Regions from separate parts of the Homo sapiens genome. Here region 1 is linked to region 2. The links are chromatin loops, found by intact Hi-C in ENCODE. Cell type or tissue: dorsolateral prefrontal cortex. All regions are shown on one strand. Links, peaks and the distances in the headings refer to the core of each region. The heading gives the core; the rest is flanking DNA. Region 1 overlaps AGFG1 (ArfGAP with FG repeats 1). Region 2 has its middle 9.1 kb from the start of DAW1.

What was found. Hi-C counts contacts between places; a loop is a spot of excess contacts. Peaks named below come from ENCODE experiments on the same cell type or tissue, not always from the same donor. Only the 100,000 strongest peaks of a DNase experiment are listed, where the experiment ranks them.
Region 1: a loop joins it to region 2, with 3 times the contacts of the local background. A loop is called at or near these places in 9 of 110 quality-filtered maps.

The regions. Positions count from the first base shown.
Region 1 is chr2:227,476,117-227,492,289 of GRCh38, reverse strand. It overlaps AGFG1 (ArfGAP with FG repeats 1), which reads right to left. Exons shown (of 13, transcript NM_004504.5): 2 at 650-743. Among named protein-coding and RNA genes, the nearest start is that of AGFG1, 12 kb to the right of the region's middle. In dorsolateral prefrontal cortex, for the core only: a CTCF peak has its summit at 12,036; no DNase peak of the experiment used is centred there.
Region 2 is chr2:227,854,448-227,870,620 of GRCh38, reverse strand. It overlaps the pseudogene CRIPTOP2. Among named protein-coding and RNA genes, the nearest start is that of DAW1, 9.1 kb to the left of the region's middle. RefSeq lists an enhancer at 9,695-10,194. In dorsolateral prefrontal cortex, for the core only: CTCF peaks have their summits at 8,002, 8,202 (motif pointing right) and 10,313; a DNase peak (open chromatin) is centred at 10,340; H3K27ac peaks cover 4,029 bases.

The DNA.
Region 1 (16,173 bases), core at 7,231-15,230, 380 kb after region 2:
AATTTTAAAAATATTAGAAAAATTTTAAAAACTTTTACTAATAGCAAAACACAGAGCTAAAAGCAAACAAGCAAACAGAATAGAATTACTGGAAGCCCATTAAAGGCAAGAAGAAAAAAAGCTTCCATCCAAATCTTTATACCATCTGGCTCCCCATGACACTTAGCTGCCACTGAGAACTACTAACCTCCTCCCTACTGAGCACCTGCTAAACATTACACATCACCTACACGTCCAAAGTTAAAAATTTACGAAAAATAGAGGACTTCAAGTGAAAGCTGATCACACAACACTCTAACAAGTTTAACACAACATCACAAAATGAATTCTCTTCCTCTTTTTTGACTTTTGAAGCGAAGACTAACAATAACTGTAATAATGGGTGTCCTCCGAAACGCCTTTTATATTCAAGACTGATGACTTTTAAATACACACATTTCACCTCAGATTTACGGTAAAGTGTTTATGTAGTAAACATTAATTCCAAATACATTATTAAATGAGTACATTTTAAAATATCTAAATATAAAATACAAAAATAACTTATTTAGACCGTGAAATTCAACGTTTTAAATAACTTATTAAATCTCATTAAAATGACTGCCAACAAAAAAGTCAAAAATTGCAAAAAAAAAAAAAAACCACTTACTTCATTTCCATGTTTTTGTAAGAATTCAATTTCCTGTTGTGTGAATGTTGTCATGGAGATAGATTTCACCCTGTGTGGTGGATTTAATCCTCGCCTAAAAGATAAAATATTTTACAAAATTTACTAGTACATACCACATTTTTAAAATGACACATCTAGTAATTCAAAATATTTCTAACCAACACACAAACTTGAAACAGTGTTTTCATTCCATAAACTCAAAGTATTTTTAAATTATTTTAAACTATTAAACTTAATAATAGATATTAAGGTTTGGTTAGACTCATTAAATAATAGACTTAACAATAAATTCAATTAACCACCTAGTTAAAAACACAAAGTAACTGTGACACATGAGTTTCTAGGAAATGCAAATAGTGCTTTAGTGTGTTTCTGATGAAAAGACTATACATATGAAGAACTCTATGAAAGAATTATTAAAATTCTTTAAATATTTCATATTTCCTAAGAAACAATGATATAATAAGACCAGAGCTATACAAATATCCTTATCAAACAGCTGTTAGCTTTAAATAAGCTTAAGACTAATTTAGAAAACTATATTACAAGTAATATCATGAATTGAGGTAATAAACCAATTAGTAAAGTCCTATCTTGCCATCAATTCAAGTAAGAATTTATAATAAAGAACATTTTCAGTCACCTCAAAAGACAGTGTGTACAAGAGGAAACTGCAGGGACATACGGAAGAGATTCAAAAAAATTGCTGCATGCATGATTTAACAATTTTTAAGGTCCTTTAGAACCCTGAAGCCTTTTCTGTATGGATGGCCTTAAAAGGACTTTACCTTGATGTTTGAACACGCACATGAAAAACCGAGTGGAAATGCACTCAAACAGATTTAATAACTATTTACATGTTGTCCAACTATCTTGTGGGCAGGTCCACCCACAAGAATAATGGCCCAATAATCTATGCAAAATACCAAGTAACCTACGCAAAGTTCCACAGAACTACTTTGGGGTCATGTTCTCTGACAAAGGTCTCATTTGAACTCTAGGTTCTACAGCAATTACTGCAGTAATTTTTTTTTTTTTTTTTGAGACGGAGTCTCGCTCTGTCGCCCAGGCTGGAGTGCAGTGGCGCAGTCTCGGCTCACTGCAAGCTCCACCTCCCGGGTTCACGCCATTCTCCTGCCTCAGTCTCCTGAGTAGCTGGGACTACAGGTACCCGCCACCACGTCCGGCTAATTTTTTGTATTTTTAGTAGAGACAGGGTTTCACCGTGTTAGCCAGGATGTTCTCAATCTCCTGACCTCGTGATCCACCTGCCTCGGCCTCCCAAAGTGCTGGGATTACAGGCGTGAGCGACCACGCCCGGCCAACTGCAGTAATATTTTTAAAGAATTTGTCAGTCAATTTGTAATCATTCACACTAATTAAATAGGATATTTAACAATGATATAAAATAATAAATGTACCAGAAGTTTTTAAAAAATATTTTGGGAACATTTTGAATAATTAAATATGGTGCGTAACATTCTAGAAATTCACGGTATTTTTGGGCTGGGTGCTGTGGTTCACATCTGTAACCCCAGCACTTTGGGGGGCCGAGACGACGAGCTCACCTGAGGTCAGGAGTTCAAGACCAGCCTGGGCAACATGGCAAAACCCTGTCTTTACTAAAAATACAAAAATAAGCTGGGCGTGGTGGCATGCACCTGTAATCTCAGCTACTCGGGAGGCTGAGGCATGAAAATTGCTTGAACCCAGGAGGCAGAGGTTGCAGTGAGCCAAGATCGTGCCACTGCACTCCATCCTGGAAAACAGAGCAAGATTCTGTCTCAAAAAAAAAAAAAAGTATTTTTGCTTGTCAAAACACAAAGGAGAAGCTCCTCAATTCACTGCTTCTTTTTCTCCCTCCCCCTTGTCACAGATAAATGTCATCTTTCAGATCATGATCTGAATTAAGACAAGTTACACTTCATTTGTTTCGAATTTCAAAGTAGGGAAAAGTTAACTTGGGTTTGGTTGTTGTTTTGTTTTGCTTTAAATTTTATACTCATTTTTTCCTTCTGTTGTCATAAAATAGGGAAATAAAGGCTGAACAAGAAGAACTAAGTAACCGAAATTTTATTCTGGTAAAACTCTCAAACTTGGCCAGGTGTGGTGGCTCACACCTGTAATCTCAGTACTTTGGGAGGCCAAGGTGGGCATATCACTTGAGGTCAGAAGTTTGAGACCAGCCTGGCCAACATGGTGAAACCCCATCTCTACTAAAAATACGAAAATTAGGCAGGTGTGGTGGCGCTTGCCAGCTACTTAGGAGGCTGAGGCAGGAGAATCGCTTGACCCCAGGAGGCGGAAGTTGCAGTGAGCTGAGATTGCGCCACTGCATTCCATCCTGGGCAGCAGACTGAGACTCCGTCTCAAAAAAAAAAAAAAAAAAAAAAAAACTCTCAAAACTAACTCTGAAGAAACAACCTCAGTAGTAACTTGCAAGTACCTTTAAAGCTTGCAATCATAAAATAAGGCTCTAAAGACTAGTTTCAAATTTCCAAAAGTGGCCGGGCACAGTGGCTCATGCCTGTAATCCCAGTACTTTGGGAGGCCAAGGTGGAAAGATCACTTGAGGTCAGGAGTTCGAGATCAGCCTGGCCAACATGTTGAAACCCTGTCTCTACTAAAAACTACAAAAATTATCTGGGCATGGTGTCGCACGCCTGTAGTCCCAGCTACTCGGGAGGCTGAGGCAGCAGAATCACCTGAACCTGGGAGGCAGAGGGTGCAGTGAGCCAAGATTGCACCACTGCAGTCCAGCATGGGCAACAGAGCTAGACTCTCAAATAAATAAATAAATAAGTAAATAAATTTCCAAAAGTGAAAATTTAGAAAAGTCATTATTACTCACTTAGGGCACAACACTTTGTTTCCAACTCATCAGTATTATGAGAACACTAATCCACCCCTTTCAGGGAGGGTTTAATCATTTATGATAAAATACATTCTACCTTGCCCCAAAACAATTCGCAAAGGAATTAACATCTTATTGTTCTCTCAAATGCCTCTACTCCTTCCTTCTCACTTTGCAACTTTGTCTCTCCTTATTCTGTAATATCTCCTCCTTGTTCCAGACAAGCCTTAACCTTTCCACCTACTGGTAATATCTCCTTTTAAAAATGGAAAAGGCAAAGGAGTAACTTTCTGATGAGGACATATCAAACACTATTAAAAGGATGTATGTTTTGGAAATTTTGGAGCAAACAACTATACCCGTATACTTCTCAAACTGTTCAATGAGGAAACAACAATTCATAAAGCTGACCCTAACTCTTTTTAAGTTACGTCACACATATGTAATCTCACAAATGCAGTACAGTGTGTAAATATATCCCAGGCCCTATCATATCACAGGGTATATTAATGCACAAAGAAGGTATTCATATTACCTAAATAAGTGAACATTTTGAACTTATGAAACAAGTACAACCAGAATGTACTCATAACCAAATGTGGAAAGGACATTTTTTCCAAGTGAAATCTATTACAGGATTTGTTACTCGTTACAGGATTTATTCAAATGAGCTCTCTCAGTACACTCAAAATGAGATTCAATTTACAAAATGGCAGACAATTTTACAAGGCTACACTTATTACATAAATTGAGTAAGCATGAGGAAATTTTATGTGTTCATGTTGCTTTCTCTAATTGCTCTTTTATATTCCATTTATTCAGGGATATTAACTGTATCTCAGTGCAAGGCTGTACATGGATTTTTCATTTTTTAGCCTTCAAAAGCTTTGTACATGGATTTTACATGCTTATAAGAGTCTGAGAAAAAGCTGAAGACTGATTCCATCAATGTCTTAAGTAGCATTCAGAGTGATGAGTTGCAATGAAAATGAGTAGTCTCGCCCCTATACCACCCACACCCCACCCTACCCACCCGTGTGCCAAAACATGAGTAGTCTCAAACACTGATTGTGGGATAAACTCACCAATTTTTATTAAGAACCTCATTACTCCCATTTGACCCAGCTATGCCACTTTTGGGAATCAATTCTAAAAAAAGAATTGGAAATAGAGCTGACCACCTATGTACAAGATGTTCACCAAACATTATTCATAATAGGAAAACATCAGAAACACTTCACACCAAAGAGGAAATGGTTAAACAAATAACAATTTTAAAAAGTATGACATTATGCACTTACAATTGTGCTTTAACTTTTTAAGATAAAAATTATATAGTATTCTCAGAGCTAATTTTTTTAATCAGCAAAAAAAAAACAGACAAACCAAATACTCCAAAATGTTAACAGGTCTTGTATATAAGTGACGAGATCGAATGAATTTTTTTCTATTCATAATTTTCTATTCTCTCCAAGTTTTCTATAATAAAGATAACTTACTCTGCAGTAGAAAAAAAGGGTAAGAAATAATGGAAAGTCCAAGTGACTAGCAGTAGTATTCCAAAAATTTAGATTTTTAGTCTTGGCTTTATGAATGTGAACGTCTATGCTGAAGAATTAGAAAAAGAAATTAACAGAAGGAGGGCGGTTTTCCATTCTAAGGCTTTCTTTCCATTTTTCTAAAACCTGGAAAACCTTCCCTCGCAAATCCTGTGATACCCACCAGCATCAACACCTTATCTTGATTTCTCTAAATCAAGGCTTCTTAACTTTGACACTATTGACATTTTGGGTTGGATAATTCTTTATTGTGGAGGGGTGTCCTATGCATTGTACGATGTTGAGCAGCATCTGCATTCCTGGCTCTACTCACTAAATGTCAGTAGCACCCTTCATCAAACAGTGACAATCAAAAATGTTTCCAGACACTGCCAAATATCCCCCACAGGGTAAAACCCCTGCAGTTGAGAACCACTGCTCTAAATATAATAAATATGTAAATTACCAAGCAAAAGAAATTCATGGAAGTTCTTTGGCTCTCTACTAAGATATAAACTCTACCAAGGTTCAATCTTGCATAACTTTCTTTTCAGAACAACAGAAAACAGAATAAATATTTCTCTCTCTGAAACAATAAACAACAAAGTAAACATACATGTTTAAAATCCATATAGAATATATATTAAAATTTAAGTTAGAAAACAGACTAAGGAAAGTGTCCACAACAAATAACCAAAAATAAACTATATAATATAAAGCACTCTTATATGAACTGGTTGGCAAAATGTAAGTTAATAAGGCAGTAGGAAATTAATATGTATACAGTATCTAGACTGGCACTTTACATATTTAATCTCATTAATTTCTACTTCCAACAGTATGGCAAACTGAAAAGGCTCCTCTACTACAATATGATAGTCCATAAATTACCCCCCGAAAACCCTACGACTATTAACATACTATTGAACTTTTCAGAAAGGGAAATCTCTAAGGATCCCCCACCCCACAGAAAAGAAAGACAAAAAATTAAAAATTAAGCTGAAACCAGAAATGTGTCCCATGTTATACACAAGAAGCAATGTTGTTCAGAAAGCAAGTGCCAACAATAGCCAAGGCGAGATGAGAGAGCTCAACCTCAGATATCTCTCTTAAGTTAAACCTAAGACCCTGGATGGGAAATAAAATACCTTCAGGTTACATAGGATCCTAGGATCCCATGAACACGCAAATTCTCTCTAAAGGAATGCATTTTCAATTTAAGCTATCAAGATTTCCAAATATTAAGTTCAATAAAATATGAGGCTGCAGTAAAAATTATCGCACAAAAATGAAACAAACCAATGAGCTTGAGTCAGTAAATGCAAAAGATTAACACCACCTCCCTCCAAGACTAGCTATCTGAATTACCAGTTACGAAATATAGTATATAGGAAACATTAAATGAAAGATGGAGTAAAAATGAGCAGGAAATATGTAATTATCAGAATGAGGCAAATTTAAAAATCAGAATTTTCAGAAATGAAAAATTATAAATGTGGAAATTAAAAATTCACCAAATCAGGTAGAGAGCAGATTAGACATAACTAGAGAGAATTAATGAACTGGAAGGTAACACTGAAGTGATAATGACTGAGATTTTTTTCAGATCCAATAAAAGTCATGCATCTACAGATATAAAAAGCACAGCTCATCAAAATCTGGATAAATAAAATCCAATTTAAAAACAATTTGGGCTGGGTGCGGTGGCTCACACCTGTAATCCCAGTACTTTGGGAGGCTGAGGCAGGTGGATCACCTGAGGTCAGGAGTTCCTGGCCAACCTGGTGAAACCCCATCTCTACTGGAAAAAAAAAAAAAAAAAAATTAGCTGGGCATGGTGGCGGGTGCCTGTAATCCTAGCTACTCAGGAGGCTTAGGCAGGAGAATCACTTGAACCTGGGAGTTGGAGGTTGCAGTGAGCTAAGATCACGCCATTGCACTCTAGCCTGAGCGAGACTCTGTCTCAAAAAAAAAAAAAAAAAAAGAAACGATTCGGTGAAACTTCAAAGACAGAGAAGATCTTAAAAGCAACTGGAATGAAAATATAGGGAACAAAATTTGGCTCGTAGTAGACTTCTCAATGGAAGGGAGAAGACCATGGAATATTATCTTCAAGTGGTAAGAAAAAATAACTTGTGAATCCAGCAAAGCTATGTTTGAAGTATAAGATCAAAATAACAGTATCTTCAGATAAAAAACAAAACAAAAAAACCCACTAGGCTAGGTACGGTGGCTTATGTGTGTAATCCCAGCACTTTAGGAGGCCAAGGTGGGCAGATCACCTGAGCTCAGGAGTTCGAGACCAGCCTGGCTAACATGGTGAAACCCCATCTCTACTAACAACAAAAATACAAAAATTAGCCGGGCATGTTGGCGCACACTTGTAATCCCAGCTACTGGGGAGGCTGAGGCAGGAAGATCACTTGAACCCAGGAGGCAGAGGTTACAGTGAGCCAAGATCGTACCACTGCACTCCAGCCTGGGTAACAGAGTGAGACTCCATCTCAAAAAAAAAAAAAAAAAAAAAAAAAAAAAAAAACAAAAAAAAAACTAAGAGATCTTCATTAAAGAAGCTTATACTGTATATACTTTAAGAAGAAAAATGACCCAAGAAAGTCTTGAGATGCTAAGGGGTAAGCAAACTGTAAACTGGCAAATCTAAACAAATATCATCTTATTACAGTAACATCCAACTAACAGAAGGAAAAAAGGGACAAATAATATGTTTACCAACAATAACACTTAAATGAGCCAGGCGCGGTGGCTCACACCTGTAATCTTAATCCCAGCAGGCGGGTGGATCACTTGTGATCAGGAGTTCGAGAGCAGCCTGGCCAACATGGTTAAAACTCCATCTCTACTAAAAATAGAAAAATTAGCCAGGTGTGGTGGCAGTCCTCAATCCCAGCTACTCAGGAGTCTGAGGCAGCAGAATCACTTGAACCTGGGAGGCAGAGGTTGCAGTGAGCCGAGATCACGCCACTGCACTCCAGCCTGGGCCACAGAGTAAAACTCCGTCTCAAAAAAAAAGAAACACCACTTAAATGAAACTACTTTGTATTTTTAAAGACCTTGTATTAACAGAAGATTAAAATACTGATTAACTCTGGAATGTTAATATCAATAGTACAATTTCAATTGTGACCATAAAAGAAAATGGAGGGTGGGGGTAGGGGGGAGGGATAGCATTAGGAGATATACCTAATGTTAATGGGTGCAGCACACCAACATGGCATGTGTATATATATGTAACAAACCTGCACGTTGTGCACATGTACCCCAAAACTTAAAGTATAATAAAAAAAAGAAAACGGAATTCCACAAGTAAAAGGGAAAAATCAAAACAAAACCAAAAAAACTTGGCCAATTTTTTAATTAAACATGCATGTGCCATACAACCTAGCCCTAGATATTTACCCAAGTGAAATGAAAACTTACGTTCACCCAAAAACTTGAGCATAAACATTTACAGCATTTCCATTCATATATATCAAAAACTAGAAACTCCTCAAACAGAAAATGGAAAAACAAACAAGCAATGGAATACTACTTAGCAACAAGGAGGAACAAACTATTAAGATAAACAACAACTAACTTGGATTAATCTTAAAGATAATATGTTGAGTGAAAAAAGGCAATCTAGAAAAGTTATGAGTCCATTTACACAACATTCTTGGAAAGACAAAACCTGCAGTGTTGGAGAACAGATCAGTAATTGCCAGGAGTACAGTAAAAACAAGGGCTAAAAGTTTTTTGGGGTGATGGAAAACTTGCATGTTCTAATTTGAGTGGTGGCTATATGAATCTATACATATGTTAAGATTCACAGAACTGCATACCAAAAAATTATAACGTATGTCAAGAAATAAAAAAACTGTAGTCCTGATTTCGTGTTAGTATCTATAGTAACCACAATTTTTAGAGTAATTAAATTTATCATTAGCAGACTATCTTCACCTACCAAATTTGATCATTTAAGTGAATAAAATCCTGCAGTGAATCAAAACAAGTATTTTTAAGATGTGAACCTGAGGTCACTTCCCTTTTTTGCTAAAGCCCTTCTAGCTACAGGGTGAATTCAGGGTTTATAAAACACTTTTCTGTCATATTAGTCATAACTATTGGATGAAAGTGTTGGGTAAGTAAACCACATTACTTTCATGGGGCCAATACTGAAGTACCACCCATTCCAGATCCTCAAATACACATTTTAAGTCTTCAGTTTTGTGCAAAAAAAAAAAAAAAAAAGACTCAATAACTGCAGTTTTGATATCTTGAAAACATGTTTGCAAGTTAACTGGTTTCAAGAAGTTCAAAGTAGCCTACTGGTGCAGCCCAATACATTTTTGTAGTATAATTAAGACATCTGCAGATCCCCAGGAGATTTAGTTTTAATGACCACCACCCAGGTATGACTGTAACCAGATGGTGTGGCTCATTCCATATGTCCATCAGTGTGCTGCTCTTAACTAGGCCTCAAACAATCTTGCAAATAACCATTTGTTCAATTCAAATAACAATCTGTGCTGGATGAGTAAGTAGGAAAGCTTATTTAGTTAGTTTTATTAATTGTTTTTCTCCTGCTGTGGGAGAAGCTGGTAAAAATATTTTTAATAACCTGTGGAAGTTTATGTAGTTGCCAATAATACTGGCAGAAAGTAATAAAGTTGACATTTAGATCTAGCCCATCCTAGTTATTTACTAAAAATATTACATATGTTTCATAGCATAAAATTATACATTTAAAATCTAGAACAGATGGAAGGAAGGTGCCTTTAGTAGGTTATCAAATCTACAAACTATTGATGCCAAGACACCGTATATGTTGGCTAGTCCAAAATATTCGTCTATCCAGAGTCCAACATTAAAAAACTGAATATATTTAGCTTTCTATATATAATAATAAGCATGATATAAATCCCTATTGTTATTCTGAGTTTCTGGGAAAGCCACAAATACTACACCATAAGGTCCTTGTAACACTTAGAGCAAGCATCTAAAAAATAATATTCAAGTTATGACTTAAACCTAATTAAGGCATTCTAGTTAAAAGTAGTGGACAAGGCTGGGTGCGGTGGCTCACGCCTGTAATCTCAGCACTTTGGGAGGCCGAAGCGGGCAGATCACGAGGTCAGGAGATCGAGACCATCCTGGCTGACATGGTGAAACCCCGTCTTTACTAAAAATACAAAAAATTAGCGGGGCAAGGTGGCGGGCGCCTGTAGTCCCAGCTACGTGGGAGGCTGAGGCAGGAAAATGGCGTGAACCCGGGAGGCAGAGCTTGCAGTGAGCAGAGATCGCGCCCCTGCACTCCAACCTGGGCAACAGCGAGACTCTGTCTCAAAAAAAAAAAAAAAAAAAAAAGTAGTGGACAAAATCTAAATCTCTTCACATGCCCAAACCCACAACGAAATGACAGTAAAGGAATAAGAAGGTATTAACCCACAAGAGACAGAGGGTTACCATGATGTGTTTATCTCATACTGCATGCCTGTATCAAAACTCCTATCTTGTGTACCTCATAAATACATACACCTACTATGTGCCCACAAAAATTAAAATAAACAGAGCGTCAGAGAACAAGAGAAGAGTCCAAAAGCACACGACAGTTCTTGAATAACAAAATTTGGAAGATTTAAAAACAAAATACCAGCAGTAAGTGACTTTATGGAGAAAGCCAAAACAGAAGCTTCTGCAAAGGTGGGAGAAGCCAACTGGAAACTGATTCCCACCACAGGACATATCAAGATTTACTGAAGGAACTGGATACAGGTGAGGGCTTAAAGTGGGGTCAGAAATCATTAGACTCTCCAGTTCCTTAACAGCCAAAAGCATACTCCCACCAGCCCTAGGTGGGAAGTCTGAAGGAAAGTTTTAAAGAGGTTATACCACAGAGACTTCAAACTCAAGACACTGCTGAAGACTCTTGTTAGGGACCATGTGGAAAGCTGGAGGATTATCTAAGATCAAACACACAGAATGACAGTCACCTCCCTCAACTTGGTTCCCAGAACAGTGGCATCACAGGCTTTTATATTCCCCAAAAAAGAAGATTGGAGAAAATATGTCTGCACTATAAAAAGCGTGAGTTTCCAAACAAATTCAAAAAAAAAAAAAAAAAAAAAAAAGCCTAAAACACTGAACAAAAGACCTACACCAAAATACTTCAATATGAGGTTCTGAACAGCAGGAAGAAAAGAAGATCTTACATACTCCAAAAGAGGGAAGAAAAGAAGTGGGTCAGAAAGACTCAGTAATAAGAATAGCATCAGACTTCTCAACAGCAACACTGAAGGTTTGAAGACAACTAAGCAATATATTGAAAGTTCCAAGGGTAAAGTATTTTCACCTTTGTGAATGTAGGCAAACTAATTTTTAAAAAGAAGGCAGAATAAAACATTTTCAGCTTTGTGGCTTTCAAAAATGACCTCTCATTCACCTTTCATCAGGAGGCTAACGGAAATGTTGGGGGTCCTGGAAACAGAGCATCTAACATAGGTTACAAGTGAAGGGAATTTCCAGAATGAAGATAGAAGAAAAGTTCTGGTATGAGAGCCGCACAGCAGGCCTAGACAGCAGCATTTCCAGAGCAGAAGATTATAAAAGTACCCAGAAACAGTTAAAAAAAAAAAAAAAGTAGCTGATGCATCTGATCATATTGAAGGAAGTTCATTGCAGCTCATGCCTGTAATCCCAGCTACCAGGGAGGCTGAGGCAGGAGAATCACCTGAACCTGACAGATGAAAGTTGTAGTGAGCTGAGTTGGCGCCACTGCACTCCAGCCTGGGAGATGGAGTGAGACTCCATCTCAAAAATAAAATAAAATAAAATAAGAAATATGGAAAGACAAGAATTTTTGGAATCTGACAATTACAAGGAAAATTCCTCTTTCCTTTTCTGAACATACACTGTTTCTCCATAACTTACAAACACTGGTGTTGCATCTCCCCCTAGAGTCGTAAAAATAAATGTATTACCTCTCCCAATGCCTTAAATTACCCAATGACAGTGATCATGTGTACAGCTCCCCCACTGTCTAATCTTTTCTTCTTTAAGCTAGTAGCATTTTTGGTTCCTGCAAATGTTCCTCTAATACATAGTTTCAAACTTCCTTACCATCTTGATCAGATTCCTTGGAGCATGCTCCAGTTTGTTAACATTCCTCTTAAAACAAGCAACCAGAATAAAAGTAAGGTATAATTATGACCTCTACAAAACATGTATGGTGTCAATCAAAAAGATTGCTATCTTAGTCAGAAGTCTTTGAGCAAAGTATGTTCTAACACAAACAAAAATTAATTCTCTGTATTTCAAACAACTCAAATAAGTTTCCTGTCCCCACTGAATAGCTCATGAATTTCATTCTAATGTTCAATCAGGTGTCTTTAGCAATAGTTCTCGTGTGTAAGGTTGTAAAAAATGTCACAAGGAACATGCTATTAATGTAAGTACTCAAAGTTATAACTGATTTTAAAACGTTTTTACATACATTAAAGGTATCCAAGTTGTATTTCCCTAGACAATCATCACTTTGATTTGAATTAGAAAACACATTCAAGTGGGGGAAAAAATGAGGGGGAGTAGTAAAACCTAGTCCCGAATATTTCCATAGGAGTTTCTCACAAATGTGAACATCATGCACGCTGCACAGAAAAGAAGGAAAATATCAAATAAGGAGATTTGCCTGTTTTCCAAAGAATGCTATTGGAACAGATACAGAGGTTTCTAAAAAGACAATGATTTTCAAATTGAGATCCAGAGGTCGGCAAGTTCTTTTAAAACAATGTCTTAATTCTTTTCATTTATAATGCACTAATATTATAAAATTTAATGTAAATTTAATCTAAACTGTATTTTATCCACTTTGAAACTAAAAGCCAGTGTTTAAAAATCACATGCCAAAAATGATGGATGAATGAATAGGGAACAGAAAAAGGCTTAACATGGCAATAATGCCTTTATACTCAGTTATGGTCAAATGATGTCACCACAACCTGAATGCTGGAGTTTTCCCAGTATAAAAGGTACCCACAGCACTATACAGAAGAGTCCTTCTTATCCAATTTGCTGGTTAAATCTATGTTTCTCCTTCCCTCTGAGAAACCTAAAGTTAATGCCTACTGCACAATGAACATTCATGGCTAGAAGGCCACTTTCTCCTGCTCCTCTCTCAGGAGAGAGTGAGTTTTATGCTTATCAAAATTTGTCTGGTATAGTATTTGGTAATATAGTTGGTACAGTACTTGGTAAGTATATAGTTTAAGTGAATGTCATGTAAAACAATGGCATGAGTGAGAAGAATTATTTCCATGTAAACTAAGTATTTTTAGAGACTAAAACAAGTCACTAGGATAAGCTGTTATTTGACCATGGAAAAGAACTGTAAAAGACTGAGAGAAAAATCATAAAAATCTAGAAGAATTCAGCATTCAAACTGTTTTATAAGTACATTAAAATGCTAAAAATCATAAATAGTACAGCATGAGTCTGGGTTATATTAGGGGACAAAGAATCTAATCAGTGGACCCATATTCAAAGCCTTATGTGCCAGCAAATTAACAGTTGTATGTTAAAATTTAAAAACCTAAGCTTGAGGCAGGGCATGGTAATTCACGCCTGTAATCCCCACAATTTGGAAGACCAAGGTAGGAGGATTGCTTGAGCCAGGAGTTGGAGATCAGCCTGGGCAACATGGCGAAACCCCATCTCTACAAAAATTAGCTGGGCATGGTGGCACGCGCCTGTAGTCCCAGGTACCTGGGAAGCTGAGGTCGGAGGATCACCTAAGCCTGGGGAGGTCAAGGCTGCAGTGAACCATGATAATGCCACTGCACTCCAGCCTGGGCGACAGAGTGAGACCCTGTCTCAAACCAACAACAAAACCCAAACAAACAAAAAAACCTATGCTTGCTAAATATATATATTATATATGTATATATAATAGATACATGTATATGTATGTGTGCATGTATGTATTTTTTTTTTTTTACTGATTGCTTGCTTTAACTGAATTTTTTGATAAACTTATCCACTATCAAACTTGACTGCATACAATGAGGGGTTCTAATTAGAATTCAAATATAAAAAATAGCACGAGAATTACGGCACATGGTAGTATGCACATGCCAAATTGAAAAGAATCGCTGTTGGAACGGCACCATCATTCCCATTGATTTCAGAATACACAACAGTATTTTCTCAATGAAACTCAAAAATAAGAACACACATTTTGGAGCTAAGAAGTTCCCTAAAAATAATAAAAAGCATGACACAGCCATAAAACAAACATTTATGATGCATCATAAAATATCTATTCTGGGCTGGGCATGGTGGCTCATGCTTGTAATCCAAGCACTTTGGGAGGCCGAGGTAGGTGGATCACCTGAGGTCAGAAGTTCAAGACCAGCCTGGCCAACATGGTGAAACCCCATCTCTACTAAAAATACAAAAAAAATTTAGCCAGGCATGGTGGTGCATGCCTGTAATCCCAGCTGCTTGGGAGGCTGAGGCAGGAGAGTCGCTTGAACCTGGGAGGTGGAGGTTGCAGTGAGGTGAGATCGCACCACTGCACTCCAGCCTGGGTGACGAGTGAAACTCCGTCTCAAAAAATAAAAACAAAAAAAAGAAAAAGTCTTTTTTCTGCCATTTGAAACACAATGAAGTAAAATCTACCATTTAAATCCCCAAAATATAGAATTCACAACAATTTACGGTAACCATGGTAACCATACATTCTTTGGTGGTGGAATCAGCATCAGTTCCAGATCCCAACTTCTAGCAGGTTATAACAGCAAAACACTAAGAGTGTGCACTAATTTTACAACTTAAAGTTGAGCTTGGATAATAGTACCTTCCTCACATCACTGTTACTAGAATGTCTGTCACACAGCTAGCACTCAATAGTTTTTTCTTTTTTTTCAATAAATACTTTAACTGTTGTATCTCCAGCACATGGGCTAGTATCTGGCACTTAATAAATATTTGCTTAAAATAAAAAATTTGTCCTTCACAATTGAAAAAGTATCTAGGCCAGGCGAGGTGGCTCATGCCTGTAATTCCAGCACTTTGAGAGGCCAAGGCGGTGGATCACCTGAGGTCAGGAGTTTAAGACGAGCCTGGCCAACATGGCGAAACCCAGTCTCTACTATAAATACAAAAACTAGCCGGGCATGGTGGCGGGCGCCTGTAATCCCAGCTACTTGGGAGGCTGAGGCAGGAGAATGGCTTGAACCCGGGAGACAGAGGTTGCAGTGAGCCGTGATCGTACCACTGCACTCCAGCCTGGGTGACGGAGTGAGACTATGTCTCAAAAAAAAAAAAAAAAGAGAGAGAGAGAAAGTATAAAATATTTTGGCCACTTACTCTAAATACTTAACTGAATGTGGCCATATCAGAGTATCCAAAAAAAGTAAAAAAGGAATTAAGAATATAAATCCCTGCTCACTGTGACCTCACAAGGTCCTGAATATTATACACAGAGCTCCAAAAGAGCATCTGATTTGCAATCCATCCTAATGCTACTAATTGTATAAAAACATTAAATACCTCTTTTCATCTGTCATCTAAAAAAAATTAAAATTCTTGTAACATTCATCTCAAGAGTCAATGTACACAGAATCAACAGAATATAAGTTACTATCCAGCTACATTTATTACCTGTGAAATTTCAAGCTTAAATGCACTGTCCACATAAAATAGATGGTATTAAAGTGGCAACCTCTTTCTCAAATGTTATTTTTTATTTTATCTAAACCCTCACTGAAAAATTTATGGATCACTTTTTAAGGCTAGGACAATCTTTTATATTACATATCAATTATACTAATGTTTATAGTCTCCATAAAACAAATAATTTAGTCTAAAACTAGTCTTTAAATCAACTAGAAGTTATTTAACATGAAGGCCATTTTTACTGTTGGCTATATTTTAAATGTCTGAAGTGTCCATTCAGAATTTTAGGGATTTCCATAAATACAACCAGAAAGACAGTGAAAGATAGTGACAAACCAATCAGTTAGGATGCCTTCATCATTCTGCCTCAGTAACAAATAGTTTAACTGCATCTAACTCTGAAGTTCATTTTAAAGTTTTACAATCTAAATTCAGTTACA
Region 2 (16,173 bases), core at 5,109-13,108:
AGTAAACAGCCAGTAACTGTAAAAGTAAAGGCAATTTTTTAAAGGCGTTGAATTGCTTGTTAAAGGCTGAGCCATCGGGAACTTGTGCGTCCATCTCAGGGAGACCTGGCCTTCAGAGATGACAGCATTCAGCCCCAGGAGGAGCCTGCAATTCGTCCTCGGTCTTCCCAGCTTGTGCCCCCCATGGGGATACAGGACAGTAAGGAGCCAAACAGAACCTGCTGCCTGAATGGGGGAACCTGCATGCTGGGGTCCTTTTGTGCCTGCCTCCCCTCCTTCTATGGATGGAACTGTGAGCACGGTGTACGCAAAGAGAATTGTGGGTCTGTGCCCCATGACACCCGGCTGCCCAAGAAGTGTTCCATGTGTAAATGCTGGCACGGGCAGCTCCGCTGCTTTCCTCAGGCATTTCTACCTGGCTGTGATGGCCTTGTGATGGATGAGCACCTCATGGCTCCCAGGACTCCAGAACTACCACCGTCTGCATGCACCACTTTTATATGCTAGCTGGCATCTGCCTTTCTATACAAAGTTACTATTAATTGACATTGACCTATTTCCAGAAATATGATTTTAGATATCATTCAAATTTCATGACCAGTAAAGGCTGCTGCTATAATGTCCTAACTGAAAGATGATCATTTGTTAGTTGCCTTAAAATAATGAATACATTTCCAAAATGGTCTCTAACATTTCCTTGTAGTACCAAATACTTCTTACCTCTTTGCCCTGCCCTCCCCACAAAAACTACTTCTTTTTTCAAAAGAAAGTCAGCCATATCTCCATTGTGCCTAAGTCATGTTTCTTGATACATGTAATTCTACCAAGGTCTTCTTAAAAGTTCTTTTAAACAATTGAATATTATCTTCAGATTATTAAAGACCAATCCTAATGTGGACCTTAGGATACAGTTTTGAGTAGAGTTGATAAAAATCAATTAAAATAGTCTCTTTAAATGGAAAGAAAGCCTCTTTAAGGGGAGGAAACAGAGGGCTGAAGGAATGGAAGTTCATCTGCATGTATGCAGGGAGACTGGGTAGGAAAGAGGAAGCAAATGGGAGAGAGAGGTTGGAAAACATAAAATGGGTTACTTGATGGTGATTAGGTGGGTGTAGAGAAGAAAGTTAAAAGGCTAAATGGAAGGGTAAGTTTCCGTCATCTATAGAAAGCTATATGAGACAAGGACTCCAATTTTTTTCCCAAAGGTGTTGTAAAAAGAATGAAGTCTCCTTATAAAAAAAAAATTATACCTCAATGTCCCCAACAAGACTGCTTAATAAATTATGTTTCCTCCAAGCTATGCAATTCTTTTAACTGTTGTAGAAGAGAAAATGTTCACAATATATTTAGTTGTAAACCAAATGATAAAACTACATATTGTAAAGCCAACTTTTAAAATACATTGTATATATGCGTATGCACAGTAAAAATGGAAAATATATTGACCTAAAGGCATTGAATTACTATATACTACTATATATTACTATATTACTATATACTAATTACTATATACTGCCAAAGACTCTGAACCCAAAACCATCCCTTTCTTTGTAAACAAAGGAAGGAAGAAAGGAAAGAAAGAGGGAGGGAGGGAGGGAGGAAGGGAAGGAAGGAAATTAGCAACTGTTTGAGATTGTTAAGACAGGCTACAAGACGGAATAGCACTCAACTGAGCCTTCCTACTTGATGTGTTCAGAAGATTGAAAAGATTGTTGAGATGGCAAAGCCTTTGCTACTAAGTGACACAATTTAACCCAATATAAATGTGCAAAAAAAAAATCATCTTTTTCTCACCAGTAGTAAGCATCCCATACTTGGAAAACAGGGAACCGTATGAAATCCAAGCTCTCTCCCAGCTCAAACTTTCTCCTAGCCACTAAGACACTCTGGAAGGACTTATGGAGGGAGGGGCAAAGAGTTTGCTCTATAGAAATGAGAAAGTCTTTGGTAGATTTTGGTCACCTATGTTATTGCTTGTGCTCATGCCATTTAAAATGTGATCTTTGGGTGGGGCACCCATTTAAAACGTGATCTTTGGGTGGGGCACGGTGGCTCTTACCTATAATCCCAACACTTTGGGAGGCCAAGTTAGGAGGATTGCTTGAACCCAGGAGTTCAAGACCAGCCTAGGCAACAAGGCAAGATCCGGTCTCTACAAAAAAATTAATTAGCTGGGTGTGGTACATGCCCCTATTGTCCCAGCTACTCAGGAGGCTGAGGTGAAAGGATCACTTGAGTCAGGGAGGACATCACCAATAGTGGGACAAACTGACATATATTACCTGGTATTACGATGCACTGAAGAGAACACAGCAAAGCCGGGTGCAGTGGCTCATGCCTGTAATCCCAGCACTTTGGGAGGCCAAGGTGGGCAGATCATAAGGTCAGGAGATCGAGACCATCCTGGCCAACATGGTGAAACCGCATCTCTACTAAAAATACAAAAATTAGCTGGGCGTGGTGGAACGTGCCTGTAATCTCAGCTACTCTGGAGGCTGAGGCAGGAGAATTGCTTGTACCAGGGAGTCGGAGGTTGCAGTGGGCCGAGATCGTGCCACTGCACTGCAGCCTGGCAACAGAGCAAGACTCTGTTAAAAAAAAAAACAAAAAACAATAAACAAAAAAAAACAGCAATTCTCTGGAATTCCTGCCCAAAATGAATTACTTGACTCAAATCATAAGGAAACATCGGAGCAAACCAAACTGAGGAAATTGTATAAAATAACTGTTGACAGTCAAGGAAAGAAAACTCTAAAGAAATACTTGAGATTAAATAAATCTAAAAAGGACAACTAAATGCACTGAGTGATGATAGATCCTGAACCAGAATAATAATTACTTACAAAGGGCATCGTTGAGACAATGGATGAACTCTGTATATAGGGATTGTGGTTTAGATAATAGTATTTTATCAGTGTTAAGTTTCTTGACTTTGATCATTGTACTGGTTATGTAAGAGAATGTCCTTGTTCTTAGGAAAAGTATACTGATTTATTTCAAAATAAAAGGGCATGCTGGCACCCTGATCTCAGACTTCCAGCCTCCAGAACTGTGAGGAAGAAGTTTCTATTGTTTGTGAGCCACCCAGTCAACGGTACTTGTTATGGAAGCCTGAACTAAGACATTCCCACCAGGACCTGCCTTGAACAACCAGAAACTAAATAATGAGTAGCAGTAATTTTAATCTCCTAAACCAATCCAGGCTAATACAGTGAAGTCACTCTAGGCTTCAGTTCTCCAAGCATGGTTCCCGGACCAGCAGGGTCAGTATCACTTAGGAATTCATCAGCAATGTACATTTTCGCCTCCCCCGAGTCCCGACCTACTGAATCAGAAACACTGATGGTGAAGTCCAACAACCCATGTTTAAATGTGCTTTCCTGGTGATTCTAGTGAATGATGAAGCTTGAGAGCCACTGTGCTAGCTTAATAGGTTACACTGGCTTGGACAGAACGAAGTGAGTGAAATTGGGCTTCATCTCCAATGATCAGGTCTTTCTGTGTATTCCAGGCAGTCTTCCCTGATTGTCAGGAACAGTAAATTGATTGTTCAACCACATCCTCGAATGTAAATGAGAACCAGAAACAACACGGGAAGAAGCTGGAATTTTCTACATAATTGGGTTTCAGATGCTCCAATGCACTGAGAGAGGACAGTGGACATCAGGCTGAGGGAAGAATCAGAAGGTACCTGGGAGGATGGGAGTTGGGGAGGGAGGTAGTCTCTAAAATCAAAATATGTATGGTGGCTCTGGTGGCTCACGCCTGTAATCACAGTGCTTTGGGAGGCCAAGGCAGGAAGACTGCCTGAGCTCAGGAGTTTGAGACCAGCCTGGGCAACAGGGAAAAACCCCATCTCTACAAAATGTACAAAAATTAGCCCAGTGTGGTGGCACTCACCTGTAGTCCAAGCCACTCAGGAGGCTGAGGTGGGAGGATGGCTTGAGCCTAGGAGGCGGTGGTTCAGTGAGCTGAGATCACACCACTGCACTCCAGCCTGGGTGACAGAGCCAGAACCTGTCTCAAAATATATATATATATATATGGATGTAGTATATCTATACATATATATATTTATATTTATAGAGAGAGAGAGAGAAAGAGGAGGAGGAGGAGAAGGAAGAAGGAGTCAGTCCGGGGGATCCAGATTCTGTATTTTTGAGGCTGGGCAAGGTAAGGGAGGAGTAGGGCTTCCGGCTGCGGCTGGGCTTGGTGGATTCCATTTGGCTCAGCTTCTCCTGGAGAAAACCAACTTCAGTGAGATGACTGCATCACTGGTGTTGGAGCCTCACTGAGAGCAGCAGATAAAAAGAGAGATGCAATCCTCTCCTAGAAAGAGAAGGCACAGATGCTCAGAGCCAGGCAGGAGCAGTCTGCTGTGCACAGGGTTTAAAGGTGACCTCATCACAGCAGGCCCCAGAGCGGAGGAACGGCATCAGGGTGGGGGCATGTGGACCAGACATCGCCATTTACCCTCTTCCTCTGCCTGCCTCCATCCCCACAGCAGGACTCAAAAGCATCTGATCTTACCTGGGACTTGAAAACTAACAGGGCCAGGGCCACTAATTGTATCATTCAATAAATGTGTATAAAGGACCTGCTAGTACCAGGCATGCTGCTGTTATAGATCTAATTCTGAAAAATATTGCAAGGGAGTTATTCACAGAAAGAATCAGACTTCGGGTGAGTTTGAAATGATTGTAGGTTGCCAGGTGAGGTGGCTCACGCCTGTGATCCCATCACTTTGGGAGGCCGAGGCGGTGGACCACCTGAGGTCAGGAGTTTGAGACCAGCCTGACCAACGTGGTGGAACCCTGTCTCTACCAAAAGTATAAAATTAGCCGGGCATGATGGCACCTGCCTGTAATCCCAGCTACTTGGGAGGCTGAGGCAGGAGAATCGCTTGAACCAAGGAGGCGGAGGTTGCAGTAAGCTGAGATCATGCCATTGTACTCCAGCATGGGTGACAAGAGCGAAACTCCATCTAAAAAAACAAAACAAAAAAGAAGAAAGGAAGAAATGATTGTAGGTTAGTGGGAGAGAGACCTCTAGGTGTGACCAAATTTACATTCACTGATGGGTCAATGCCAGTACATGGCAGGCTGATAAACAGCTGGCACAGCTGATAAACAGCTTTGCCACTGAGTCATTAGAGCAGAATGCCTGACTTGAAGCCTACCGTTTTCTAGACATGCGATCTTGGGCAAGGTCCATCACCTCTCTGGGCTTTAGTTTCCTCCTCAAAAAGCTAGAAATGATCATCGTATCCAATTCATAGAGTTGTCACTATGAGCCTGATTCACTTGAAACATTCTGTAAGAATTAGGGACGGTGATGATAATAATAAGCATTATTATGCTAAATTTGTTTGAAACTGAGGAAAGGGCATGTACATATCATTTCCATTTCAATTGATGATCTAGGTCAACAATTGCTCCAACTGCAATTTGGAATCTTTTGTGTGATCCTTGACAAGTATACCTTGCTAATTATATCAATTAGTGTTAGTACAGTTGGCTTAAACATTAAAATTAGTTTATATTTTTAAAATCATAACTACTTTCTCTGTGGACCCAAATAGATTTACTTTCTTAAATAAATGGCCTAGAGGATCTGGAAGGGAAGAATGGATTCTATACCTTCCCAAGCTAGAGACAGTCCAGAGAAGAACGATACAGGTGCAGAAAGACCAGGGATATCTGGAACATGAACCAGAGACCCTGGGGTGGGCATAATGCCACCCTTTGTGACTGGCACACCATAGGTCCTTGATTAGTGAGTGATTTTCATTATGATTTGGAAGAGGAAGTCATTGATTATGTGCAGAACTAGAGGGCAGGGCTAAGAGAGTTGGATTCATGGAGGCAGATGTTGGCTCCCTATAAAGAACTCCATTGCCAGTTTGTCCAGTAATGGATGAATAGACTAAGCTGTGTCCAAAAGTATGAGAATTTCCCAGCACTGGAAATGTTCTAGCTGAGGCAGTTTGACCGGTTGCCAAGATGATTGTAAAACATAATACTAAGTCGGCTGAGAGACAGGACTAGATAAAATTTTCCTTTCGTTTCTATGGTTCCATGATCTTGTGCTCGCTGTGTGTCTGTGTGTTTTCACAAAAAGATAAATGTGGAAAGGTATGAAACAGTGGGTTGCTCGTTGGAAGACAGAAGTTCCAATCCTGCCCTTTCATTGATGACCTTTAAGCAAATCGTTTGCCCTTCTAATCCTCAGTTACTCAACTGCAAATGATTTTCGCTCATTCCATTCAGCACTCAGGCACCACGACTCACTTATTCCTGCTCTAGCTTTGATTCTTGTCATTCTGCCACCCAGTAAGCCTCCCACGTCAGCTGTTCTAAAGCCTCACCCAGTGAAGAACACCTTGTCCACATGCTCAATTTGATTTTCTGCAACAGTATGTGCTGGATGTGGAGTTCACATCACACACTCCAAAATGTCCCTACCGTACAATGCCTGCCTCCAATCCCTATGCCAACAACTGCATCTGGCCACTCTCAAGTAAACTCGCGGGACCCTAGTGATGGTTCATTCATTCATGTTGAAAACTCCATTCTATTCGGTGTTACTTGTCTGATTTTTCTTCCTCTTACAGGGTTTACTCTAAACTCCTGAAGGATCTGATACAATAGCCCTTTGCGGATTAATGGAGAAAAGGTCTGAAATTATTAGCCTTGGTTGTCATTGGTTCTATGCTCCCACTTGCATTATAATGCCCTCCTCAGCTTGTCAGGGTGCCTCCTACCACCTTCACTGCAGCAACTTGCTGAAATGTCACTGCACCCTGTTTCAGCCCCCAGAGGACAGTCTGCTGTGTGCCACTTCTGGAGTCTCTCCTCTTGGCCCTGGGTCCCTTAAAGAACCTGTAGTTCTTGGTGACTTCCATGCCCCACTCTGGGGTCCAGTGAACTTCTAAATACCTAAACTTGCCAGTTTGACAGATAAATTAGTCATCTCTCTCCAGCCTGCATCAGGCTGCCATTTCCACTCAATGCCCACTCCTTTCTGCAATGCATGAAAGCTGCTTTGTGAGGCTTGCTGGATTTCCAGGATCACCTCAAAGAAGCTCGGCGTCATTTATCTCTCTTCTTGGATCCCAAAATTCCAAAGAAGTTCTCTCCTGCCCTCCTACCTCCAACTGTGACTAATTGTCTCCCTCCTTCTCCCTTCTACCCAGTTAAATGAGTCATTCTCTAAATATGCTGATGGTAGTGGTGCTGGGGATTGACTGGAATCAGATCACTGGTGCCCTCTGCCTTGCCTGAGAAAAAGGCCCTGGCTAGGCTTGTGAATTTCATGCAAACAGGTAAAGACATCCTGCCATGCTTTATATGGTGCCACTGCTAGCACAAGCCATGACTTTGGGCAGATTAGGGAAAGGCATCAGCTCTGGGTTAGAGGGTGTTCCTTCACACTGCCAGGACCTCCAGGCCTAATGGGGGCATTCCCGCAGCCAGAAAACCCAAGCTGAGCAAGGGCCAGCCTTTGCCCCACTCACTGGCAGGGCTTTGGGAGCTATCCAGACTTCTCAGTGGGCCACCCAGCCCTGGACACGTGCCCAGGGGGCAGCTGATCATTGTAGGCTCCCCCTAGACTAGCCCTGCTCACAAAAAGCCTTCACCTCTCCACACTCCCTCATGAGCTTATACTCTCCTCTAGTGTACTTGGTTGCAAGTTGCTTTTCAATGAAAATGAAGTGAGGGAAAGATGGTGCAATGTGTAATTACATCAGACCTGCCAAGAGTCAGACTTTTGATGTTGCTGATGAGTTCGTCCTCTTTAGGGAGGCCTGATGGCCTGCCCGGAAAGGACACAAATGTGAGTCAGAGGAGCTTGACGTTTGAATGCCAGTTCTTCCACTTACTAGCAGATCCCTTTTAGAACCTCGATTTGCTCAAATCAAAACGGGGATAATAATACTATCTGCCTCATGGGGCTATTGTATAAAACAAATGATGTAAATATATACAGTGGGCTGTATACCCAATTTCTAGGCACCTAAAATCTTTTTTCGTTGAACATTATCGTAACGGAATTAACCACTTCTATAACTAAATTGTTTAACTCTGGAATACGTGTTGATATGCAAAATATGTCTAACCATCTATTCCAAATAAAATACCACATCGAGGGATTGTTGCAATTAGGTCAAGGTTATTTATCTGCTAAATAGCTCACTGCCAGTAGGGGGCAGAAGTGTACACCTGTTTTATAAGAGCATTTACATTCTTTCCGTAGGTCAATAATAACTTAATTGTATATTTTAAAATAACTTAAATAATGTAATTGGGTTTTTTGTAACTCAAAAGATAAATGCTTCAGGGGATGGATAACCCATTCTCCATGATGTGCTTTTTTTTTCCAATCCTCAGAGACATCTGAAATGTGCTTATTTCACATTGCATGCTGTGTCAAAATATCTCATGTACCCTATCAATATATATACCTACTATGTACCCACAAAAATTTTTACAAATAATAAAAATAAAACTTTTTATAATAAAATAAACAATAAATACAACAAAATATTCAGAAAAGGAAGGAAGGAAGGAAGAAATGAAGGAAGGAAGGGAGGGAAGGAGGAAGGGAGCCCAGAGCCTAGGCCAGACAAAAGAGCCTAAGTATTGAGCAAACTCTTTCCTTTTAGCTACCTAAAACTTATCTTTGAAATAACTTGGCCGGGCGCGGTGGCTCACGCCTGTAACCCCAGCATTTTGGGAGGTAGAGGCAGGCAGATCACTTGAGATCAGGAGTTTGAGACCAGCCTGAGCAACATGGTGAAACCCCATGTCTACTAAAAATACAAAAATTAGCTGGGTGTGGTGGTGGGCGCCTATAATCCCAGCTACTTGGGAGACTGAGGCAGGAACATCGCTTGAACCTGGGAGGCAAGAGGTAGCAGTGAGCCAAGATTGCACGCCACTGTACTCCAGCCTGAGTGACAGAGTGAGACTCCGAGAAAGAGAGAGAGAGAGAGAGAACTCCTTGCCATGACACCAAACATGCTAGCAATGGTAACAATGATAATAATTAACATTTATTGAATGCATACTTTGTACCAGGCTCTGGGTTAATTGTATCACCCAAATCATCTGCTTCAATCTTCACAAAAACTATGCAGTAAGGACCATTGTTCCCATTTTACAGATGACAAATTGAGGCTTTGAGAGAAGAGCACAGCTTGATACGCCCTCTCTGTTTAAGGCCATTTTGAAATAGTTCTTTATTTAGCCAATTTTACTTGCCTTGGTCTAAATTTCTTACTTTTTCAATTATTTTCTTATTTCCTTTTGCAAATACAGAACTGTTTATACTACTGCTTCTCTGAGGTGCGTCTGTGCCAACTCAACACCACACAGTCCCTGCAGGACTTACCGTAACAAATTCCAAGATGATAATAGCTTGAATGTGTCTCAGCCAGGATTTTGGCTTTGTGTGTGTCAACTGAACTGAATATGTGCTTGCTGAAAAGTGACATTTTAAAGCAGAAAGGGAAAGATCAGCTTGTTCTTATTTCTTGTTTTCAATGGAAATATATACAGGAAATACTTAAAATGATAAAAACTTTTAAAGCCTATGGTTTTATGCTTGTTACTGCCTCTGTTAACTTTGTTCCCAGGACATAAATCTCACAGACTGCCCAGCATCTCAAAAGAGCAACAGTAGTAGGTAATGGGGGGAAGGTGTAGCTGCGCAAACCTTGGCTACTCTCCCAAAGGGGGATTCCAGATCCTCTCCACCTCCTCTTTCTTTCTCAGACTGTTGGCACTCCCTTTTGTCTTGAAGCTCCTTTCGCTTTTTCCTGCCTTTCTGTCTTTTTTCTTTCTCTCTTATGTTTTAGTTCCATGTTTCTGTCTCCAACTCTGCCTTTGTAGCAGCTCCTTTTCCTAAACCATCTCTTTCTTCTTCAAAGCCCACCTGAACAATCCCTTTCCCCTTTTCCTCATATTTTATCAGTTAAGTCCTTTTATTTCCAAAACTCTGACATGGCCACATTGGCAGCTTTGGTTGGCTCATTCAGTTCTGTTTCATTTCCCTGCCAGTGGGCCTAGTGCCTGCTGGAGACCGCAGACAGCTTCAGGGCCCAGGTTCCACGTGTGGCCTGATTCCCATCAAGCAGGCAACACCCAGGTGATGCCCGTGCCATCTGGGAAGCAGAAGCAGCATTGGCAGGTAGAGTCAGGGCTGCCGCAGGCAAGCTCAGCCCGGTCATCATGGGGGTAGTCTGTTTCCTTCTGCAGCAGCTCTAACAGAGCTCTCCACAGCTGGGCTCTAGCATCATGGATGGTGACAAGACAAGTGCAGGCCATTCAGAATGCCAGCGAGATTGTGGCCCACAGCCATCAGCTGTGTGCTGGTGTCCCAGTTCCCTATTCCCTGATCATAGCAGAGTCAGCCACAGGCCTAGTGAACAGTTCTGCAGTGTTGCTTTGGCAGACCCACCTGAAAATTCTGCTCAGAATCTGTTCTCGCCCACTAATGATTTGGAAAACGTACTTCCCGTTTCGATCACTTTAGTTAAAACTACCACTGAGTCCTACCCAATCATTAATTAGTAAAAGAAGTGATTAGAGACTGGGCTCAGTGGGTCATCTCTGTAATCCCAGCACTTTAGGAGGCCAAGGCAGGTGGATCACCTGAGGTCAGGAGTTCAAGACCAGCCTGACCAACATGCCGAAACTAAAAATGCGAAAATTAGCCAGGTGTGGTGGCATGTGCCTGTAATCCAAGCTACTCAGAAGGCTGAAGCAGGAGAATCACTTGAACCCAGGAGGCGGCGGCTGCAGTGAGCCGAGATCGTGCCACTGCAATCCAGCCTGAGTTACAGAATGAGAGAATGAGACCCTGTCTCAAAAAAATAAATAAATAAATAAATAAATCCACACTGGCTGTCAGTCAGCCTCCTCCCCACCAACCCCAGTTTATGCTCAATGGGCTCATTAATAAAGTAGTGTAAGAGGCTGGAATAAAGGTAAGACATGGCCCATAGAGGATTCCTTGTCACCAAGGCTGGCCTATCTATTGCCACTGGGCTGGCTTGCCAATTGCACTGCTACGCATCCAAATTGCCTGCAGCAGCAATCAACCTTGAAGCCCATTCTTTTACCATCCCTGGAGAGCCAGGCTGACACCCACCAGAAGGTTGATTGTGTTGGAACTGCTCATCACAAAGGGGACAAAAAATTGCCCACAGTGAAAAAGACTTATGCTAGATAAGAATTTTCCATATCTGGCCGGGCGCAGTGGTTCACATCTGTAATCCTAGCACTTTGGGAAGCCAAGAGGGGCAGATCACGAGGTCAGGAGATTGAGACCATCCTGGCTAACATGGAGAAACCCCGTCTCTACTAAAAATACAAAAAATTAGCCAGGCATGGTGGCAGGCGCCTGTAGTCCCAGCTACTTGGGAGGCTGAGGCAGGAGAATGGTGTGAACCTGGGAGGCGGAGCTTGCAGTGAGCCGAGATCATGCCACTGCACTCCAGCCTGGGCAACAGAGTGAGACTCCGTCTCAAATAAAAGAATTTTCCTTATCTGCCTGCTATGCTCCCTCCTGCAACACAATCTGCCTTGTCCATCATCCTGGTATCCAAACAATATTGTTTCTCACAAGAATCAAGGCAGTCAAATGGTTCTCTTCTCTTGCCACATACCTTGCCTGAGCAACTGGCCTATAGAACACTCAGCTCCAGGGCCGAGTGGAAAAGCAACACTTGGCCGGGTGCGGTGGCTCACACCTGTAATCCCAGCACTTTGGAAGGCTGAGGCGGGTGGTTTACTTAAGGTCAGGAGTTCGAGACCAGCCTGATCAACATCGCGAAACCCCATCTCTACAAAAACACAAAAATTAGCTGGGCATATTGGTGCACATCTGTCATCCCAGCTACTCTGGAGGCTGAGGAAGGAGAATTGCATGAACCCAGGAGGCAGAGGGTGCAGTGAGCTGAGGCCGCGCCAATGCGCTCCAGCCTGGGTGACAGAGCCGAGACTCCATCTCAAAAAAAAAAGAAAAGCAATATTTGTTAGGTTGGGGTGTGTTGTTCTTGATGTGGTTTTTTTGCTGTGAACCAGCACCCGACCATCTTGGGTGCTGTCTCTCCTATGGTCAGAACACGTTGTTCTGGATGCCAATGGTGGGAATGTGAGTGGCATCTCTTCACATTCCACCCAGTAATTTACTCAAAAAAGTCTGATCATGATCTATTCGACTGTGATTCTGCTTGTTCAGACGTCTGAGATCGTAAGAACAAAATTATTCCACCATTAGACACACCCGTGTTCCCGTAACTAAAAGCTACCCTTTGGCCATTTCAGGTTCCTTTTGTCCCTGAATAAACAATCCAAAAAAAAAGCAGGGGAGGGATTTACCACATTGACTGGGAAGAGTAGACTGATTATCAAGGGGAAATGGAGTTCCTGTTAAATCATACAGTTGATGGGAGAATATTCCTCAAACCCAGAAATCTTGTCATGTCAGGTGGTAAAAGTCAGTGGAAGACCATGGGAACCAACATGACAAGGACCTTCCTAGGGTTCATGCCATTCACAAAGGAAGGTTTGGATGACCCCCCCCTAAATAAACACCCTAGCCTGCTGAAGGCAAAGAGATCACAGAATTGGCAGTGGAGGAGGAAATAGACACAATAAATACCAAATAAACTTCATGATCAGTTGCGGAAATGAACACTGTTCATCGTTATAGCAAACTTATTTCTTCTTTCCACGCTGTGTCTTATTTTTTTCTCTCTCCCATTTTTCTACTATTGAGACAGCCAGGTGGGAGAGGGTCCCCAGAGAATCTCCAGCCTCTCCAACCGGCCTGAACACTGGGAGGAGCCACACAAGTTCATGGTATTTGCAACAGGGAGGAGCCTGGCCTGTCCTCTTCCTGTGTGGAAACTGGGATTCGAATGGCTGAGCAGGAAGTCCTCTAACGGGGACCCTGGCCTAGCTGAGAGTTCCTGTTTCCATCTTTTCTAACTTTTTTACCCAGTAAAACCCTGGGTTGTTGTTTTTTTTTTTTTTTTTTTTTTTGAGACAGAGTCTCGCTCTGTCACCCAGGCTGGAGTGTAATGGTGCAATCTTGGCTCACTGCAACCTCCACCTCCCAAGTTCAAGTGATTATCCTGCCTCAGCCTCCCGAGTAGCTGGGATTGCAGGCACCCATCCTCATGCCCAGCTAATTTTTGTATTTTTAGTAGAGATACAGACAGTCTATTGGCCAGGCTGGTCTTGAACTCCTGTCCTCAGGTTATCTGCCCACCTCAGCCTCCCAAAGTGCTGGGATTACAGGCGTGAGCCACCGCGCCCAGCCATAAAACCCTGTCTTACCATTCAAATTGTCGGCGAGCCTAAATTTTCATGGCTGTGGGACGAAGAACCCCATCTTCAGCTGAATTAAGGAAAAGTCCTGCAACACGATTTTACATGAGGCTTTTTGGTGGGTGTTAACTTCATAATTTTGTCCATAGGTTATAGTAAAACCATACAGGACTGTGGTTAAACTAAAGAAAGAAGGACTAAACCCCAGAGATGAACGCTGCAACTGATGACATTTGCGGTCCCTGCTTTGGGAAAAAAGTATTCTCATTTGCATGAGGGATGGTTTTATTGCCATCAAGAGAGCATTTTTTTGTTGCTATTGTGGTTTGAAAGTTTAAGTGTGGGAAGATGGGGACACATGGGTGTCAAGTGGTCAAAGCTTTGGTCTATGGCAAGAATTGGACTTTGGCTCCATCAGCTCCATCCCAACCCCCATGGACTTGGCTCCACTGCAAGCTGGAGGCTGAGAAACCAAAGACTACATTTCTGAGGCATCCTTCCAGCTCAAGTTTTTTATGTGACCTTCCCACCCAAGTCCTCTCTGAGCTGTGAGAAAGAATGGGAGCAGGGTGTTTAAACCCAAATCTGAGCTATGTTCTTAGCTGTGATGAAAAGTTCAAGAGTGTTAGGAGGCCGTGAGTGGTGGCTCAAGTGTGTAATCCCAGCACTCTGGGAGGCCGAGGCGAGCAGATCACCTGAGGTCAGGAGTTTGAGACCAGCCTGACCAACATGGTAAAAGCCCATCTCTACTAAAAATACAAAAAAAAAAAAAAAAAAAAGAAGTGTTAGGATCAGAATGGTGGGAGTTCCAATTCCTACTCTGCTACCTAATCCCTATGAGAATGTGGACAATTTACTGACCTTCTCAGAGCCAAGCCTCAGTACTCCATGTGTAAAATGTTTATCTGTAGCTAGAAGAATTATCCCAAGAAATAGGTGTAAACCACCTTGTAAAGTACCTGGCACAAATCATGAAATGTCATTTCCCTATCCCTTAACAATTGATGATCTCTGTGGCAGTCAGACAACTGGCCATATCTTTTTCAGGGATACAATGAGTAAAAAGTGTGCAACATTACAGGAATGATAAAAAAAGAATTTCTATTATCTAGCAGGGCACAAAGCCAGGGAAAATCTCATCCTAACTGGGGTCTGATTTCTTTTTGCAGGTAGAAAGTTATCGGGGTAAAACCTCCTTTAGAATACAGGGCCAATATCATATTAAAACTTCTGGACTATATCACTGTTTAAACGTATGGTTAAATGTACCTGAACATAGTTTACAGGTAACAGAACTGTGTTCATATGCAGCCTCCTGCTTCCACTACTACCTTGATTTATTTCTTTCTTGAAGCAGGAAGTGCTATTGCCTACAGGGATTTTTTATTTTTTTGTATTCAAGTTAATGTTCCTAAAATATGTTGTTACATGCTCTCCACTTTTATGGTAAAGCAGAACTATATTGAAATGCTTATTATCAAAATTCACGCATGATTTTAACCTATAGACATGAAAAGAAAAAAATTCAAATCGTTTTTTCACAGTGGAAACCCCCACTTTTTAAACAATGAATTGTCAGGGTTGGCTGTCCTACTGAGGCTACTGTTCTAGAAATGTTTGGCACCTGATAACCCTAGGCAGAACAAGAAAGCTATTCATTATCCAGTAACAAAATATACAATGTTAGATGTATTTTCTGGTATAAACTTCTCAGTACTTCCCATGACTAAGGCGGAGGAAGGAAGTTCTCCTTTCAGAGAACTGGTTTGGAGGAGAGAAGGGATGATTTTCTCTTTTATTGAAATATGTCATGGGTTTGATGAAAGTTATGTGTGATGCTTAAATATTTGCAGACTATACTAATTTGATTTTTCTATTGTAACCAGGAATATAGAAACAATGAGCAGATATTTAGATATATACCTATATAAGTGGAGTACACCCATATATTAATGGTAATAGGAATGGAATAAGTGAAAGAATAGGAGATACAAGAAAAAATAACTAAGAGACAGATGGCTTCAGAAGAGGAAAAGAAGATACTAAATGTAAAGAAAGAGGGACATAAAAATAAAACAGAGAGAGAGAGAACTCTAAAATATAAATAGAAGGCTGGGCACAGTGGCTCACGACTGTAATTCCAGCACTTTGGGAGGCCGAGGAGGGAGGATTGCTTGAGCCCAGGTGCTTGAGACCAGCCTGGGGAACATGGAAAAACCACATATCTACAAAAAATATAAAAATTAACTGAGTGTGGTGGTGCACATCTGTGGTCCCAGCTACTTGGGAGGCTGAGGTGGGAGGATCATTTGAGCCCAGGAGGCAGGGTTTCAGTGAGCCAAGATGGAGCCATTGCACTCCAGCCTGAGTGACAGAGCCAGATCCTGTCTCAAAAAATAAAATAAAATATAAATAGGAAACACAGTGCTAAAGAATCTGAACTCACTACCTGGGTTTTGGAGTAAGTATAGGAATGGAGTTGTTTATTTCTCCGTCTCCTTTACCTGCCAAGTCAACGAATTCACCACTGCATCACTCAAGCTCAGCACAACGCCAATAAACCAATAAAGTCTTGTTCCGTAACTGAGTGAGGCTGAGGAATCATCATAGAACTACTGAATGTTAGTTACAAAGACCTTGAAAGGTACACTCTCTTTGAAGCCAATGTTCACCCTATCTTGGTTCTTTCTGGTAACAAACAATACACTTCTCAAGACAGTTGGAGATAGATAGCTTTCTTCTAATAGGATAAAACCTCCTGCCTCTACCTACCAGGTTAGCCCTTGGAACTGTACCTGGCATATCTAACTTCTCTTCTACAGGACAGCCCAGC